Regions from separate parts of the Homo sapiens genome. Here region 2 is linked to region 1. Evidence: read pairs that join two places in POLR2A ChIA-PET (ENCODE). Cell type or tissue: Panc1. All regions are shown on one strand. Links, peaks and the distances in the headings refer to the core of each region. The heading gives the core; the rest is flanking DNA. Region 1 has its middle 18 kb from the start of SLCO4A1. Region 2 has its middle 12 kb from the start of SLCO4A1-AS1.

Evidence for each region. Peaks named below come from ENCODE experiments on the same cell type or tissue, not always from the same donor. Only the 100,000 strongest peaks of a DNase experiment are listed, where the experiment ranks them.
Region 2: POLR2A ChIA-PET joins it to region 1 with 14 read pairs; 4 of 35 experiments call an interaction of 5 or more read pairs at or near these places.

Annotation. Positions count from the first base shown.
Region 1 is chr20:62,619,777-62,629,309 of GRCh38, forward strand. No RefSeq gene overlaps it. Among named protein-coding and RNA genes, the nearest start is that of SLCO4A1, 18 kb to the right of the region's middle. RefSeq lists enhancers at 4,394-4,753, 5,014-5,063 and a silencer at 4,794-4,883. In Panc1, for the core only: a CTCF peak has its summit at 4,787 (motif pointing right); a DNase peak (open chromatin) is centred at 4,225; H3K4me3 peaks cover 1,325 bases; H3K27ac peaks cover 7,524 bases.
Region 2 is chr20:62,673,646-62,683,178 of GRCh38, forward strand. It overlaps a transcript of SLCO4A1 not described here. Among named protein-coding and RNA genes, the nearest start is that of SLCO4A1-AS1, 12 kb to the left of the region's middle. In Panc1, for the core only: no CTCF peak of the experiment used is centred there; no DNase peak of the experiment used is centred there; H3K27ac peaks cover 425 bases.

The sequences.
Region 1 (9,533 bases), core at 741-8,740:
CACGCCCAGCTAATTTTGTATTTTTAGTAGAGACAGGGTTTCTCCATGCTGGTCAGGCTGGTCTCGAATTCCCAACCTCAGGTGATCCGCCCGCCTCGGCCTCCCAAAGTGCTGGGATTACAGGCATGAGCCACGGCACCCAGCCAATACTATTTTTATTTAAATCCAATAGAGCCATAATATTATCACTTGGATAATCAATACAAAGAATTATTATTTTGAGGGATGGAGTCTCGCTCTGTCACCCACGCTGGGGCACAGTGGCGCAATCTCGGCTCACTGCAACCTCTGCCTCCCGGGTTCAAGTGATTCTCCTGCCTCAGCCTCCCGAGTAGCTGGGATTGCAGGCGTGTGCCACCCCATGCCCAGCTAATTTTTGTATTTTTAGTAGAGATGGGGTTTCGCCATGTTGGCCAGGCTGGTTTCGAACTCCTGACCTCAGGTGATCCACCTGCCTTGGCCTCCCAGAGTGCTGGAATCACAGGCATGACCCACCATGCCTGGCCTAAAGAATTATTAAAGAGTGATTTTACTCTCCCTTTTTTCTACTAAGTCTTTAAAATCTAGTGTTTGTTTTACACTTATAGACCATCTCAATCAGACACTAAATTTTTATCAGAAATCCTTGATTGTATTTAGATTTAATAAAATGTAGAGTAAAAAAGTATATTGTCACCCAAATTGTTTCAAACAAACTTGAAAGTTTTTAATAATGGAAATGGGTATTGGTTTTAAATTTTTAAGACAATACAATAAAACCCTCTGTGCCAAATCCCCCACAGAGTCATGGCATTGGGGTTTCGAAGGCCTCATTGCTGGCCCCCACCTGCAGGCATCCCTTCTGGGTTGACAGCCACGAGATGAGTGTTATCAGTGTCTGTGGGAGAAGCAGGGGCTCTGAGGTTGGGCGAGCGAAGGATCAGGTGGGCACTGCACACCGAGGGCACAAGAGCCTGGGAAGCCCCACCATGAGGGGCGGACTTGACTGAGCCCAGGCGTCCAGGCCCTTGTGGGCACAGAGTCTCCTCCCCAGGAGGCTGTTAGCACTCGGGGGGCGGGGGGCTCTGCTCGCCCTAGACCCCTCTTCTGGACAGATGGCAGCACCATGCCCCTCCCAAGCCCCATACCCCTGTGCAAGCCCTGCCTGCTGCCCGGAGGACCCATGCAAAAGCCGTCACCGCCCACGTCCAGGCCTGGGGGTGGGGGGAAGAGCACTCAAGTGCAAGAGGCAGACCCTGTGCCCCCACCCCTCCGGTGCCTCCCTCACCCCTCCTGTGCCTCCCCTACCCTCCCGTGCCTCCCCCACCCCTCCCGTGCCTCCCCCTCCACTCCTCCCATGCCTCCCCCCACCCCTCCCGTGCCTCCCCCTCCACCCCTCCCGTGCCTCCCCCACCCCTCCCGTGCCTCCCCCTCCACCCCTCCCGTGCCTCCCCCTCCACCCCTCCCGTGCCTCCCCCTCCACCCCTCCCGTGCCTCCGCTGCCCTGGGGTCGCAGCCTGGCAGGTCCTGCGCACCCCGATCCCCGCCGGCCAGCCTGGCATCACCCACACGGTCCGCCTCCCCACCCCGATGCCCTCCTACTACCCCCTGGCATTTTTCTGTGTGTGTCCAGCTCCTTCCTGCCACGGGGCCCTTGCTCGGCCGCTCACCATGCCCCGCCCTCCCTCGACTGGGCAGGACCTGCTAATCCTCAGATCCCGGCTCAGAGTCATGTTCCCAGGAAGCCCCTGGCCCTGCCGAGGTCAGAGCCTGTGACAGCCAAATGCTCCCAAACACACACCATGCTGGCTTGCGACCACGCCTGTGTGGCTGTGCCTCCGTGGCTGTCTCACCCGTGGTATCTGTGGCGTCGGGAAGGACCCTGTCTGGCTGCACCGCGTCCCAGTGCTAGGATGAAGTCAAAGCCCAAGAAACCAGATGAAAGAATGAATCCACAGACAGAAAACTGTGACAAAAGCTTTGAGTGCCCTGCTCCCGAGCACGGCTGAGACGCGGAGCTCACCCCAGCCTGGAGAACTCAGGGCAGCCGTGACCCAGGGGCAGGAAGAGGAGCCGGTCTGGCTCTGGGCAGGTCTGGGCTCCTTGGCACACGTGCCCCAACCCTGGCACTCCTCGGGGATGAGGGGGGCTGTCCTGCCTGGGTGCCACTTCAGTCTATGGGGAAAGGGTGGATTGCAGGCCAACAGACACTGCATTGACAAGGAGCTCATGGGAGCAGTCCCGGCAGCCAGGCTGGCCTCTGGGGAAAGGACCTGGGGCCAGGACCCTGAGAGTGGGGAGGACAGCTGGGGCTGAGGCGGAGGGAAAGCTTTGGGAAGCAGAGACCATGGGGGCAAAAGCCAGCATCAGGGGAGACCACGCACGGGAGGAGGTCCTCCGAGCAGGAATGCCCTCCAGGCAGGTTGGATGGCAGCCCCCGTGACAACCATGTCCTAATCCCCCAAGTCTGTGACTGTCACCTTACTTGGCAAAGGAGTTCAGAACCTTAGAATGGGAGAGGAGCCTGAATTATCCGGGTGAGCCCAGTATAATCACCAGGGCCATCTAGGAAGGAGGCAGGAGGGTCGGAGGCAGAGGAGGGGAGTAGAGGTCCGAGGCAGAGGAGGGGAGTAGAGGTCCGAGGCAGAGGAGGGGCGTAGAGGTCCGAGGCAGAGGAGGGGCGTAGAGGTCCGAGGCAGAGGAGGGGCGTAGAGGTCTGAGGGCTGCAAGCAAGGGCTTGAGCCAAGGAAATGCAGGTGGGAAAGACAGGGACATGGATTTTGCCTTAAAGCCTCCGGAAGGAGCTCATTCCTGCTGGCTCCTGGTGCCCCAGTTCAGTCCTCTGCCTCCAGAACTGTAAGGTGACCTGTGAGCTGTGTCGGCCCTTCGCTGGGGCTGTTACTGCAGCCCCCGAAACTCACCCGGCCTTCGAGAAAAGGAGTGCAGGTCTCACTCTGAGGCCCCAGGAGCCTCGGGAGGTTCCCAGCAGGAAACGACGTGGTCTCCTGCATGTTTCTAACTTAGAAGCCACCGTGGGAGTCCGGCCCGGAGGCAGCCCTGGCCCACGGCTCACGCTGCTCTGGGCTCTCTATAGAGTCGTCCCCCTGCTCCTCACAGTCCTGGTGTCCCCCGCTTTACAGGTGAACAAGCCGAGGCCCAGTGCTGCCTGGGTGCTGGCCCTTGCGACGGCCCAACTGGTTGGGTTGGGGCCATGTAAGTGCCAGGCAGGCTGGTGCTGCCTCCTGGGCGGTCACCTCCCGGGGACGCCACTCGGTCACCAGGGGAGGCGGCCTCAACAGTGCCTGCCGTGTGACGCTCCCCAGCCTCGGAGGTGGCCTTGGCTCCAGGGCCTATGGCAGGCCCATCAGTCCCAACAGGCGGGAAGAGCAGCCTGACCTGGTTGAGCTGGGACCTCCGAGGCCACGGACGTACACACCGTCCTCCCTCCACAGCCTCCGAGGCCGCGGACGTTCACACCGTCCTCCACAGCCAAAGGGCTGCCCGGGTGGTTTTGGTTCCATCAGTGAAGTTTTCTGTGGTTCACTCAGAGCGGAGCTGGGCATGGCTTCCTAATTGTGTCTCCTCTGGAGCACTTCAGAGCCTTCCCAGGGCCCGTGGAGCCTGAGGTGTGTGCTGGCACGTGTGGCACAGGCCTGGGAGTCCCAGCAGCGGCAGAGAGACCCGGAGGGGGTCAGGTGCCCTCCACCCACAGAGAGGGGGTGTGCGTGAAGAGGAGGGGTGGGACGAAGGAGGAGATGTGTTTTCTGCTTTAATGATTTAATGGGTATTTAACCCTCCCTTGGTATTTGCCTGGCTTCCGGGTGCTCTGAAAAGTTTCCCTAAAGGGGCTGGGGGAGGGGAGCTGGCGCCATGAAGGCGTGAGTCAGGTGGGTGAGGCTACGCTTGCTGGAAGGAGTCTACGTGCCTTCTGAACACACAGCTAACAGCCTGCACCTGTCCCAAAGGCCATGCTTCCCTGTGACAATGACTGGTTCCTGCCCACGTCGGGAAAGCCTTGGACAGCTTTCCTGGCCTCCAGAGAACCAGGGGAGTTGGGCTTGTCAAAGTTCCTGGGAGCCAGTGCTTCCCCTGCAGGCTGAGACCAGCCCAGGAAACTTCACTCTCAAACCACCGCCCCAGGGCAGAAACTTCCCTGGCCGCCTGCCCTGGTAATTTTCCAGGGTTGAAATTTTCCTCTCCAGGGCAGGAAGGACCTTCAGCCACTGATAGCTCAACCAGAAATGTTTCTACCGGACCAGAAGTCACAACCGCCCAGAGCATGACTTCACTCAGCCTCAGGGGCGGGGCTGTGGGGAGCAGTGGTCGGGGCCCCTCCCACCTGCAGATCAGGGGTGTGTCTGGCCACGCCCCACCAGCATCTGCAAGGGACAGAACGTTCCAGGGCAGGCAGCACAACAGGCCAAGGACTCAGGATCCCCGCCAGAGGGGCAGGGGCTGCAGGAGGCCACCCGCTCCCCGCTGACCTTGGCAGGAGCACCTGGGAAGCTGTGATGATCCCGCCCGGGTCTCCTCTCGGCCCTGAGGTCGCAGGACTCCAGCCACTGTGGAGATGAGAGGGAGTGTGGCTTCCCCTGAAATGAAACCAGACCCAAACCAAGACAAAAGCCTCCCACATTGATCCTATATTCCTGCCCTTCCTTGAGAGCAAGGGGCAGGATTTGACTTCCCCCAGGGGTAGGGGGGCACGCATGGCTGCTTGGGCCCATGGAAAGTGGCTGGAAGGGCCGCGTGTCACCTCTAGTGGAGACCCCTGGGACCCAGTGTGCAGTGCACCCTGGCCCTGGCAGCGACACCTGCAGCCTCCAGGTGGTGCCCGCGGGGGCCCGTGCAGGGACGCGGGACCAGGGCCCTGGCTGCTGTGGGGCCTGATCTGTCTGTGTTGATGGACACACCTCAGAGCCAGGATGAGGCCCAGAAGGACCAGGAGCCCAGCCTGTCTCCTAAGCAGCTTCCAGGTACTTCTGTATTTGGATATTTTTAGGAGAAGCTCTTTATTATCCAAAGATGTCATCATCAAAAAAGGGAAACGACCATCCAACCACACTTCTGCCAGTTTTACCGAAAGAGCAGACTGTGCCGGAACTCGGTGCTTAAAAGGACAGAGCAAACCCCTAGTCTACTCAGAGAGGAAGGGCACGTCCGCCCCACTCGAGGGAGGAACAAGGCTGTCCACTCAGTAAGTCTTTGTAAGGAGTGCCAGGGTCCTGGGAACAACAGCAGCCTGTGCTCCCGAGAGTCACCTGAGTCGGCCTGGACGGAGCCTGCAGTGACCGGACCAGGCAGGTGAGCGTGTGCCCAGGCACGGGCTCCGGGTTCAGGCACACAGAGACCTCAGCCTTTGCTTTCCCTCCCCACAAATGACGGCAAAAAAACACGTGAATCCAAGGCCCAGGGATGAGCTCGGTTTTTCCGTTCACAGTGATGCTCTGGGATGTGGAGGAAGAACTGGCACGAGGCTGCAGCGACGCGGCCCGGGCCTCCGAATGCTGAGTCAAGCAGGGCCATTGCACGAGGATGGGCGGGTGGGCGCAGGCCAGAGGTGGCTCTCCCGTGTCCTCCGTGTGGCCAAGGAGCATGTTCCTTCATCATCACAGTCACATCACACCACCAAGCCCCGCGAAATTCCAACCCTTTCATTCCTTAGCTTGTAAGATAATGCTGCGTGAACCAAGACAAGACACAGCCAAGGGGGCCATGGAGGGTGGCGGGCACCGTGCTGTAGGCTGAGCTGCTGTGCCAGGGCACCATGCTGCAGGCTGAGTGAGCTGCCATGCCAGGCGACCACTGGGCCCGGCCCTGCCCAGGGTGTGGTCAGCCCGGGAGAGCCATGCCAAGCCGCGGAGAGAGGAGCGGCCCCCAGCCTCAGCAGGGCACGTGCGCACACTGCCGGGGGCATCTGGGCCTGGACACGGGTTGTGATGTGGGACGTCGGAAGAGACAAGAAAAACATGGCTCCATGAAATGGGAGCAGCCTCGGGATCCCCAGGAAGTCTCACCCTCTGGAGGCAGGTGGAGCATTGACTTGGCCGGACCCCATGTCCCGCAGGCGCGGCGGCCCCTCGTGGGCATCTCAGCTGGAACGAGGCATGAGCAAGGGCACAGTGGAGCCGCACTAGGGTCCCATAGGGGCTGCTTGGTTCAGAGCGACAAGCCGACGGACAATGGAGTGGGTGGCACTGTGAATTGCAAGGCAGCCCATTCTGTCCCCGGAGCCCCCTCTGGGTGCCTTTCCCTTCGCAGCACCTTCCCTCCAGCTCCAGACACCTCAGGACCCGCCAAGGCCTCACACTGGGTGTGCAGGTCCTTAGGGATTCCAGACTGGCCCTGCAGTGCCTGGGGCGGGTCTGTGGGCCTGGGGAAGGGGCCGGCAGGGTTGTGTACCACAGTGGTTCTGCTCATATGTGTCTTACTTACTGGGGTTCTGGGTCACAGTTCAGTCCCGCTGCCTTCAGAGCTAGGAAGCTGAGGCTCTGAGGGGGGAAACCAGAGGAAGGGCAGGGACGGGTGCCCTCGAGGTGTGACCCGGCAGGCGTCTTCCTGAACAGTCCTGCCCTGCGGTGCCACTGCTCCCGCCTGCTGTGCCTGCTCCCAGACCGAGCTGGCCTTCCCCACCGCAGTCCCAACCCAGGGCAGGAGGCGCCCCCACACTCTTGCCTCATCCACTGGACCACCCGGGGTGCAGCCTCCCAGGCTGCCTGTGGGGTTGGCAGGACCCAGGGGCTTCCTCCTGACGTTGAGCATGTGTTGGCCTCTGGACTGACCTCCCAGGCAGAGGGGCACCAGGGAGAGGTCATAGCCTCTCCTCAAGCTCCCTGGGCACTGCTGGCAGCCCCAGGGTACAAGCAATGTGCCAACACCCCCTCCCCCTCCTGCTCTTCCAGCCCACGGTCACTTTCACCAGCAGCCTCACCCAGAGGGCACCAGCCTTGGTCTAGGTAAATGCCACCTCACCTCCACAGATGACCCTGGATTTCTCACCTCTAAGCCTAATTGCCCCCAAAACCCAGAGTTCCATGTCCAGCTGCTGATCCACTATCACGTCTGGCACCCAGCAGGTGTCTCAGAGTTTTCCTGTCTAACTCAGAAATTTTTCGGCTTTTCCCCAGTTGGCTCTCCCTGCCCCACCTGTCCTCCTCACCTCGAGAATGGCCTCTTTCCCTCGTCTGCCACCTCTGGCCTAAGAGTGAGTCCTGAGCCCTAGCTCCAAAACTTTTCTCAAGTCTGTGGCCTCCTTGCCACCCCTCCTGCCCATCACCTCTTACCTGGTCTCCTGTCTCCATCAGTCCCTCTCCATGCCACAAGATCTCCTAAGAACACACATCAAATTATGTCATACGCAGTTAAAATTTCTGCGGTTCTCTGTTGCTCTTTAGATAAAGTTCGAGCTCTTTACCATGTGTTGGGAGGAGGGCTGGCATGAGGAAGACCTTCATACATCATTGTCATTGTCATCATCACCATAACTCTTATCACCATCACTACCACCATCATCATTACCACCACCAACCTCATCATTTCAACTATTACCATCACCATGATCATCACCACCACCACCATCCTCATGACAACCATCACCACCACCACAACCATCATCATCTCAACCATCACCACCATCACCAACCCCATCATCATCACCCTCATCACAACCATCATCACCACCACCATCATCTCAACCATCACCATCATCACCAATCCCATCATCATCCTCAACACAACCATCATCACCACCACCATCATCTCAACCATCACCATCATCACCAATCCCATCATCATCCTCAACACAACCATCATCACCACCACCATCATCTCAACCATCACCACCACCATCAATACCACCACCACCACCCTCATTACAACCATCACCACCATCATTACCACCATCATCCTCAACACAATCATCACCATCACCACCACTACCACCATTCTCATGGTAGCCATCATCATCACAACCATCACCACCACCAATACCATCACCATCATTGCCAGCATCATCACTATCATCATCGTAGTTTGCCTACAAAGCAAGAGAGGGTCTTGGCTCAGTGTAAACAGGCTTTGATACTCCAAGCTCACCCCCTAGAAGTGGCAAGCCAAGACCCAGGAGGCAGGAACACCCCCAGACAGTGCCTCTATCACTGGGAATGAGGCCTGTTCAAAGGGAATTGTCCACATTTGTTTTGTGCTGCTATAACAGAATACCACAGACTGGATAATTTATAAAGAACAGAAGTGCATTGACTCACACTTCTGGAGGCTGGAAAATCTAAGATTGAGGGTTGGCGTCTGGCAAGGGCCCTCTTGCTGCATCCCCCCATGGGGGAAGTCAGAAGAGAAGGCAGGAGAGAGAAAGCAGGAGGAGGCTGAACTCGTCCTTTTATAAGGAACCCACTCCCAAGGTAATGGCATTAATCCATTCGCTCTGCCCTCATGGCCTAAGTTTCCAGCACAAGCGTATGGGGGGACATATCCAAACCACTGCACGAGTTAACACCTCTCAGACCATTTAGAGATATAAATAATGAGGGTTATGATGACAGTGTTTATTAGCACTCTTGGGGTTTTTCCATTTCCCTGATCTGATGCAGCTGTGAATAATTTGCCACTAGGAGCTGCGTCAGCCAGGCCCAGGAAGTGGCCCCTGCCTCACTCAGCCAAGCGTAAAACCTGCCATCCGGCCAGGGCCAAGATCCAGGCACAGACAACCTCTTGGCCACTTGACCCCCCAGCGAAATCCGCAGTAGCCCCTGAGATCAGGAACTCCCCTCAGCCCTTCCTTGCTCTGTTCTGGCCACTCCAGTGGCCTCTGTGCCTGCCTTCAGGGCCTCTGCTCTTGCTGCCCCCTCCTAGGGCATACTTTGGCCAGTCATCCACTGATGACTGGGGTCTTTGCCTAAATGCCATCCCCTAGGAGAGGCCTGTGCTACCCACCCCCCACCCCGGCCAGGTAGGTCTGTGAGATTTCCCTGTATGTCTCATCACTACTTAAAGTCAGCTTGTTTATTTGCATGTTTATCTTTCTGATCCATCTTCCCCGAGTGCCCTGGGAGAGCCACATTCCTGGAGCCCAGACCCAGCCCCCTGCAGGGCTTGATGCACTTTGCGGAGTGAATGGATCACTACGGTTACCTGGCCCCAAGCCTGCCAGGCAGAACCCTTTCTATGTGTCGTGGCATCGGTGCTCCCAACAGCCCTATGAGCTTGATGTTCTTATTAACTTCATTTTAAAGATGAAAATCCTGAGGCTCAGAGAAATTAATACACTTGCCCAAGGTCACACAGCAGGTATCTCTCAAAGTCAATAATCCCATCCAAGTCTGCTAATCCCAAGCCTGTGATCTCAGCAGCTGCACACACTGCTCCAGCCTGTGCCACACAAAGCAAGTGCCCATTGCAGGCAGTTTTTAAAAATCATTTTTAAAGTAAGGTATATACACACACACACACAAATATACTTATATGTGTGTGTATATATATATAAATAGGATATTATTTATATATATAAAAACAGGGTATTATATAAAGTAAGCTATATA
Region 2 (9,533 bases), core at 868-8,867, 54 kb after region 1:
CTGGCGGGAACCCCGCATGGCCAGGAACTGGCCTCTGCCTACGGTCGGCAAGAAACCGGATGCTCAGCCCTGGCCTTCAAGGACTGGAATCCTGCCAAGGGCCACGTGAGCCAACCAAGAGGGGACGACACCCTGTAGCACCTGGACTGCAGACACATCAGAGACCCAGCTCCGTGGTGCCTGAATTCTGGACCCACAAAGGCTTTGACATAGTCAACGTGTGCTGCGAAAAGTCACTAAATTCTGGGGCAGTTTGTTCTGCAGCCATAGCTAACCAACACACTGGGCAACAGCACAAAACAAGGGCCAGTCCTTTGCCGCTCACCTGTTCTCCATGGGCATGGACCTCACCCCCCAGGCTCGTCTATGGCAGTGGCTGGCACTTGGCCACTGGGCTGGGGCAGGAGGGAATCAGGGTGGAAGGTGCCAGCCATCTCCTCCTAGAGTCCCACGAGACCATTTCGGCGGATGCCTGCCCTCAAGCCCTCTGCTCAGAGCTACGTCCCGTGGTCCCAGTGAGTGGTGGGCGAGGCAGGAACCAGCCGTGCTCCCAGCTGAAGGAGGTGTTCTGGTACCGGAGTGTGGGTGTTGGGGCACAGCTGGCCGCACCTGTCAGAGGCGTGTGGCACTGAGCATCCGTGTGGAGGTGTCCATGGGGCCCTCGGGGAGACTCATGGGAGCTGTCAGCCTGCGGGCTGAGCTGAGATTGGTCAGGGGAGCTCATCCGGGAAGGCTGGGCAGATCCAAATGGAACCCGGGGACCTCAGGACTGAGCAGGTGGAAGAGGCTGCGTCCTCACATCAGGGAAAGGGGGGAAGAGCCCAGGGACACTGGGTGGAGAAGGGATGAGAGGGAGGCGGCACACGCGGTCTGGCCACCAAGGGTGGTGCACCCTCTCTGCTGCCAGTGGTCAAGATGGTCTCTGACTCACAGATGACGATTCCAAGGGTCTGAGCGGCCCTGTGTGTTCCCCGATGTCTCACAGTGACAAATGGGCAGAGGCAGGGGCTGTGGACTGACAGCATCCCCCAGTTCGTAGGTCGAAGCCCCAGCACCCAGTGTGATGGTGTTAAGAGCTGGGACCTCAGGGAGGTGACTAGGGTGAGATGAGGGGGTGAGGGTGGCCCCCCGATGGGATTCGTAGCCCTGTAACAGAGGAAGAGACCAAGCTCCTCTCTCCTCTATGTGCTGACACGACTAGAAGACAGCCGTCTGCAGACCAAGGAAAGGACCCTCCCTGGGAGCCCAGCCTTGCTCGTGGGCTTCGGGACTCCAGAATGTGGGTAAGGCACGTCCGTTGTTTGAGCCGCCAAGCTATGGTTCTGTGATGGCCGCCGAGCTGACGGAGGCTGTAGAGTTTCGACTCCGGTCTGGGGGCTCCAAGGACTGTCCCGCTCCATGCCCTGCCCCCACCCTGGATGCCAGGAAGGAAGAGAAACGCCCCGAGCTGCAGAGAGGACAGAGAGAGGGAAGGAAGAGGACCAGCATGTTCGCACAGGGCACACAGTGGAGGCTCCCGCCCAGGATGGAGGGCAGGTATTCCAGGGAGCGGCCCCCAAAGCGACTGGGTGTATGCTGGGCTGCTCATCGGCATTGCAAGGCATCCATCTCCCTGCCGGCAGTGAGACTTCGTGGTGCGTGATGGATGAGGCCACCAAGCCCAGATTCCCTTCCCAGGTCCAGGAGGGCCCCTCCAGTGGGCAGCCCGGGCTGCCGGCCACCCACGCGGGCTCTGCCACCCCTCAGGCAGCTCCCAAGAGCTGCGGGGTCTCTGCAGCTCTTGAGCTCTGCTGCCCTCGCCTCGATCTAAGCTCCCCTTGCCTTCCCCATTGACAATCCGCCTGGCTCTGACTCAGGCCCAGGGAGGAGACAGGAGCAGATGGCTGACAGGGACAGTTGGGACACAGGGGCAGAGAGGAAGCAGTCTGGTTGCAGCCTGGTCCCGGCCCCAGCCCCCCAGGCCTGATGACCCAGCCTCTGTGTGACTCAGTGCAGGGAGCGTGTGGCTCCTGGCCCTGCCACAGAGGCCAGAAGGCATCTGCAGATGCCCACACAGGCCCCCCGCTTCTCCGGGATCACGGGCGCACCCAGCCTGGTGGGCACATGGGCCCTGGATACGCCCTCGGCTGCATGCTGGCCTGGGTCCTGGATGCCTCCCACAGCCAGCCCCTGTCCTCCCACGTCCTGGGAGGAGCCCCTGGGATTAGCCAGGAAGGTGCCGGCCACAGGGCCCGGCTGCCTGTGGGGAGGAGAAAGACATGCATCCTGGGAGAGGGAGAGGCAGGCAGGAGTCCTCCAAGCCCACTTGGTTTTCCCTCGAGAGATTTTCCACGGCTGCTGGGATGAGGGCTGCGGGGGCCTCCTGTGTGCTGTGCACTAAATGTTCTTCAAGAGTCAGACGCCAGGAGCAGCTGGAAACGTCAAATTTTCTGGTTGTTGGACCAGTTCCTCTTATTCTTCTGTGCATTTAAAAATTATCACTGAATTCGGCCGGCTCGCCAGCGCACGCCTATAATCCCAGCACTTTGGGAGGCTGAGGCAAGCAGATCGCTTGAGCCCAGGAGCTTGAGACCAAACTGGGCAACGTAGCGAAACCCTGTCTCTGTAAAAAAAAAATACAAAACATTAGCCGGGCATGGTGGCGTGCGCCTGTAGTCCCAGCTACTTGGGAGGCTGAGGTGGGAGGATCGCCTAAGCCTGGGAGGTCAAGGCTGTCGTGAGCCATGAATGTGCCACTGCACTCTGGCCTGGGTGGCAGAGTGAGACTCTTTCTCAAAATAATAATAAGAAGAATTCCTACAACCCAACAATGAAAGGATGATCCAATTTAAAAATGGGCAAAGGATTTGACTTTTATTTCATCACAAAAGACATAGAAAAGGCCAACGAGCCCAGGAGAAGATGCTCAAGATTTTCCCACTCAGGGAAGTGCAAACCAAAGCCACAGCGCTGACCGTATCAAAAACAAAAGCAACAAACAAACAAAACCAGAAAACGACACGTCGTGGAGAACTTGGAATCCTCACACACTATGGGTGGGAATGTAAAACGGTAAAATGGCACAGCCGCTTTGGAAAACAGTTTTGCGGTTCATCAAAAAGTTAACCATGGAATTAGCAGATGACCCAGCAATTCCACACCTAGTATCTACCCAAGAGAAATGAAGACATATGTCCACATAAAGACATGCATACAAATGTTCACGGCAATGTTGCTCATAACAGTCAAAAAGTGCACCAGCCCGAATGTCAACTGGCTGATGAGTAGGTAAATCAGCGTGGGCTGTCCACACAGTGGGTCTTGCTTGGCCGTCAATCAGAAAGAATGAAGCCCTGCGCTATGGTGTGCAGGTGCGCATGGACCTTGAAACATGCTCAGTGAAAGAAGCCAGACACAAAAGGCCACGTGTTTTGTGATTCTTTTGTAAGAAATGTCCAGAATGGACAAATCTGTAGAGACAGAAAATGGACTAGTGGTGCCAGGGGCTGGGGGAAGGTGAGGCGGGAGCGACTGTCATGGGTGCAGGGCGTTTTGGTGCAGTGATGAAATGTTCTGGAGTTAGATAACGGTGATGGTTGCACAACTCTGTGAACATGCTTAAAAAACCGAATTGTACACTTTAAAGGGTGAATATTTGGGGATGTGACTTATATCTCAGTAAAGCTATTATTAAATACATCCATCCATGCATTCATCGCTGACTGCCTGCCCTGTGCTTTCACTCCTGTAGACCATGGAGATCTGTTGGGGGATCTGTGTCTGTTCCATAACTTTCTGGTGTCTGTTCCATAACTGCAACTCTGCCAGGAGAGCATGTGTGGGCCCCATGTTCAGATGTACCACAATCTCCCTCCCTGCTCACTTCCTTAGGGTGGCAGGAGGCAGAAAGGGGGCTTGAGACCTACACTCCAACCCCACTGAGCAGAGGATGGCAGGAGGCAGGAAGGGGGCGTAGAGACCTGCACTCCAACCCCACTGAGGCAGATATTTTCCAACAACGGCCACAATATGTCCCATTTCCTCTGCTGGAGGTGGGGTCTGTGCACCCTCTTTTTGAGCCTGGCAGGCGATTGGGAGTGCCTCGTGGCAGAGGTGACACAGCTTCTACTGGCAGTGCCTTCTGGGAACGCTCAACTTGGGAACCCAGCGCCACGCTGTGAGCAAGCCCAGGTCATGGGAGCCCCCGCTCTGGCACCAGCTGTCAGCCAGGCCGAGTCCGCCGTGATGGGGGTGCCGTCTTGGGTGCTCCAGTCCCCAGCTGGGCTCTCTGTCCCCACTTCCCCTTAGGGGAGGGAATCAGCCCTTCCCACCTAGCCACACCTGCAGATTTGGGAAGGAAAGAAGTAAGGATGCTGTTTTCAGCCTGAGGGCCTCTGCTGTCAGTAAAGGCTTGAAAGAAAGTGAGGCAAAGGTTGATGGAAGCTGGAGGAAGGGAAAACCTCAGAAGACAGGAACAGTAGGTTATGCAGCGCTGTGGCCTGCAGGGACACAGAGGCAGAAAACGTGCAGATGCCCTGGGCGAGCGGCGACTCCAGGCAGAAACGCCAGCAGGCTTTATTGCAGCTGTGCATAAGAAGGAGAAGAGAGGGTTTTGTTTAACTTCAGTTTTCAAGCAAAATTTAGATAAAATTAAAGAAGTCAGGACTTAACAGAATTTAAAAGAAAGCTGTTGACAATGCCAAGTGCTGATGAGGACTCTGGTGGCTGGAACACTCACCCGTCGCCGGTAGACGTGGAGAGCAATACGGCCGCTCGGGAACCCAGCTCGACAGTTTACTATAAAGTTAGACCTGAACCTTCTTATAACACAGAAATTCCACTCCTAGAGAAAGGCAAAATTATGTTCACACAAAATCTTGTACACAAATGTTTCTTACAGCGCTATTCTTTTTTTTTTTTTTTTTGAGACCGGGTGTTGCTCTGTCACCCAGGCTAGAGTGCAGTGGTGCAATCTCAGCTCACTGCAGCCTCTTACTCCCGGGTTCAAGCGAATTTTCACAATCATCAACAAAATTGGAAACCACCCAAATGTCCTCTAGGAAGTGAAAGGATAAATAGTCGTACAGCCACACGATAGACTCAGCCGTGAGAGGGGGGCACTGTTAATATGCAACAGGGACGAACCTGGGAGGCACCACGCTGAGCAAAAGAACCAGACCCCAGAGGTTAGTAGTGTGTGGTTTCACTTACACAACAGCTTCCAAAAGGCAAAGCTGCAGGGATGGAGAGGAGACAAGCCGTTGCCAGGGGCTGGGGTGGAGAGGAAACTGTGGCTTTTAAAAGTAGCATGGGGCTGGGCAAGGTGGCTCGCGCCTATAATGCCAGCACTTTGGGAGGCCGAGGCAGGCAGATCACTTGAGGTCAGGAGTTCGAGACCAGCCTGGCCAACATGATGAAACCCCATCTCTACTGAAAATACAAAAATTAGCATGCCTGTAATCCCAGCTACTGCAGAGGCTGAGGCAGGAGAATCGCTTGAAGCTGGGAGGCAAAGGCTGCAGCAAGCCGAAATCACACCACTGCACTCCAGCCTGGGCGACAGAGCAAGACTCTGTCTCAGACAAACAAACAACAAAAAAGTAGCATGGCAGAGCTGCTCTGGGTCACGAAGCTATCTGTGTCCTGATGGTGGACGTGGTTCTGGGTCATGAAGCTATCTGTGTCCTGACGGTGGACGTGGTTCCACAAATCCATACATGTGTCAAAACTCATCAAATTCCTTTTTTTTTTTTCTGATACACATTCTCCCTCAGCCACCCAGCTTGGAGTGCAGTGGTACAATCATGGCTGACTGCAGCCTTGACCTCCTGGTCTCAAGTGATCCTCCCACCTCAGCCTCCCAGGTAGCTGGAAGTACAGGCACATAACCACCACGCCCAGCTAATTTTTGTATTTTTTGTAGATAGGGTGTCTTGCTATGTTGCCCAGGCTCGTTTCGAACTCCTGAGTTCAAGCGATCCTCCTGCATTGGCCTCCCAAAGTGCTGGGATTACAGATGTGAGCCACCATGCCTGGTTTATGGAATCACTTTTTACAAGCCAGTTTTACTGCACAATAGCTTAAAAAATAAAATCAAAAACACTGTTTCTCATTCCAAGATTCTCCAGGTGGTAAAGGATTCTTAAATTAATGAAAGGACGTCAGGCCCAGGCCACAGCAGCAGCAGAGAGTCTAAGGAGGGAGTCAAGGATGTGGCTCAAAACTCCTCTGTTAAAACGTCAGAAAAGTTTCAGGTGATTATTCATAGACTCTCTCGAATAAAGGAAAGGTCTGCAGTGGATCTTGAGGGTATACCTTAAAGACCCTCTACACGAAACAGAGAGTTTCTAAGAATCTTTGGGGAGTTGTTCCAGGGCTACCCCCAGGAATCCCCCAGGAGAGGAGAGCTCGTCTTGACAAGATTTCTAGATCGAGATTTGGGCTGATGGGGTGAACCCAAGGAAGAGCCATAGGACCCACAGTGTTTTTATAATGATCGAGTTCAACGTTCGTAGAAACTGCTGCTGTATTTGAAATTTCATTTCCCAGTGCCCTCTGCTGGTGTATAGAGATGACGGTTGAGTCCCGTGTGCTGACCCTGTGTCATGAAACCTGCTAGGCCCACTTTTGTGCAGATGCCATGGGATTTCTACATAAACAGCCATGTCATCTGTGAAGAGGGAGAGTTTTAATTTCTTCTTCCTCTCCGACCTATATTCCTTTCATTTCTTTTTCTTGCCTTATTGCACTGGCTGGAACCTCCAGTACAATGTCAAATGGGAACGGTGAGAGAAGGCATCCTTTACCTGTTCCTCGCCTTAGGAGAAAACAGTCCACCTCTCAATGCCTCTCAATGTGAAGTGTGACGTTAGCTGCATGTATTTTTTTAATAGAAGCCCTTTATCTGTTAAAGAGGTTCCCCTTCTATTTCTAGTTTGCTGATGGTTTTTTTTTTTTTTTAACCATAAATGGGTGTTGAGCTTTGATGGCCGTTTCTGAGTCTGTTGACACAATCCCACAGTAGATCTTCAGTGTTGATGTGGTAGATTGCGCTGGTCGCTTTCAGAATGTTAAGCCTGCCCCCCACCCCCTGGGATACACTTGATCATGGGCTATGCTTTCAAATGTTGCTGGATTCAATTTGCTGGTGTTGAGTTAAGGGTTTTTGTGTCTACGTTCATGAAAGATATTGGTCTCTAGTTTTATTTTCTTGTACTGTCTTTATCTGGTTCTGGTATATGGGTAATGCTGGCTTCATAAAATAACTTGGGAAATGTCTCATCCTCTTTGTGTTTTTCCAGACAGGGTCTCACTCTGTCACCTGGGCTGGATCACGGTGGCATGAACACGCCTCACTGTAGGCTCAACCTCCCCAGGCTCAGGGCTCAGCTGATCCTCCCATTTCAGCATCCTGAGTAGCTGGGACTATAGGCACAAGTCACCACGCCCAGATAATTTGTGTAAATTTTGTTGCCCAGGCTGGTCTGTAACTCCTGGGCTCAACTGATCCCTTGGCCTCCCAAAGTGCTGGGATTACAGGCATGAGCCACCCTTCCTGGCCTTCTTTTCTTTAAGTTGAAATAATGTTAGACTTCTATGCACCTGTAAGAAATAAACAATACAAAGAGATCCCTTGCACACTTTGCCCAGTCTCCCCCAATGGTAACATTCTACAAAACTGTACTTTGATATCACAAACAGCCAGCCCATCAACCTTATTCTGATTCCGTGGTTCTGCTTATACTCACTCGTGTGCGTGTGTATTAAGCCGTGTCACTTGTGTGCGTGTTTATTAAGCCTTGTGTACACACTCGTGTGTGTGTATTAAGCCGTGTGTACACACTCGTGTGTGTGTTAAGCTGTGTGTACACACTCATGTGTGCGCGTGTTTATTAAGCCGTGTGTACACACTCGTGTGTGTATTAAACCGTGTGTACACACTCGTGTGTGTGTGTGTTAATCCGTGTGATGTTTTATCTTCTGTGCAGGTTCTTGTATTGACTGTGCTCGAATATCCATGTACGGGCTTTGTGTGAACAAGAGCTTATCTCTCTGGGTAAAATCACCAGGTTGTGTGGTAGTTGCAGTGCCCCCATCCCTTTGTATATTTGTTAGAAGAGATTGCATAAATTGATGTTACTTAGAATTCACCAGTGAAGACATCTAGGCCCGGAGATTTCTTTTTCAGAAGGTCTCACTGAAAAAAAAATCCGTTTCTTTAATAAATACAGGACTATTCACTTTATCTGTTGCTTCTTGGGTGAGTTTGGTAGTTTGCAAAAACTTTTCAGCTACAAGGATGAACTAATTTTATGGAAAAGGGAGGTTGACCCAGAGGATGGAACTGAGAGCTCAGACAGCAGGGCGGCCCTGGAGAGCCATCCCCTGAGCTAGGACTGAGCCCTCAGCCGGGCCCCGTAACTTCACTCACCCAGATTTCAGGACCGCATGCCCGGGAGACTGCTGCGTGCCTCTCCCTCCCTGCTCTTTGAAAGGGGAGCCGACGGTGTGGTCTGTCTGTCCCACTACTGGTGTTAGCTTGTCAGGGGCAGATAACTCTTCAGTTCACAGCTCTTCAGATGGAGAAGGGGGTGCACCTGGGAGCCGTACGCCTGCAGCACCTTGTCCACACCTGGACCTGGCTTGCGGGACAAGACTCTGGGCTTGAGTCAGAGTTTGATGTCACCATGGAAAGAGACCATAGGGGAGCCAGGGCAGAAGGTGAATTTATTTTGCATGAGGGAGAATTGTGAATTGCCGGGGCCACAGAGTCGACTATGGCAGATGGCACTTTCCCCAAATGCCCATGCATTTGGACACATGAGTGTGGAGACCACAGAGGGGACAGATGAGCGTGGTGACCGCTGAGGGGACAGATGAGCATGGAGACCACGGAGGGGACTGAGGCTCTCCACTCAGGGGGATAGTGGGACATTCCATGAGTCTGCAGAAATCTGGGGCACCTGCCAAAGTCCAGGCATCATCCCATCAGATAGCAGCATGTGTGTGCATGTGACCATGTGACCACACACACACACACACACACACACACAGTTGTCATGCAGTGTCCCGGTGAATGGGGGCTCCTAGCCCATCCTGAAGTGGGGGTCGAATCCTGGCTGTGCCACTTCCAAGTCGTCTGAACTTGTGTGGATCATGTCACCCCCGACTTAGTGTCCCCATCTGTGAATGGGGCCCATACAGGGACCCCCATCATAGGGCATGGCGAGGGTTAACCGCTGCACCTGTGCAGAGCTCTGGGGACACAGCTGGACACAGCATGAGGACGGCCAGCATCCTCGCCAGTCCAGGGCCACACAGTGGTCTCTTTCTGTGCTGAGCTGGAGGCTCGAGGCCGCGGATGGACCCTGAAGCTGCGCAGGCTGTGAGGGCGCCCTGGTGCTTCCTCTCAGTGTCAGCTCTTTGGGGAACACAAAAGATGAACCATAGGGAGCGATTACTCAGAACCATAATTTGCACTTAGATTGATTTTAATCGGCAGCACATTAGAAAGGCGCATGTGATCACCGTTTAATGACTGTGATGTGCGTAAT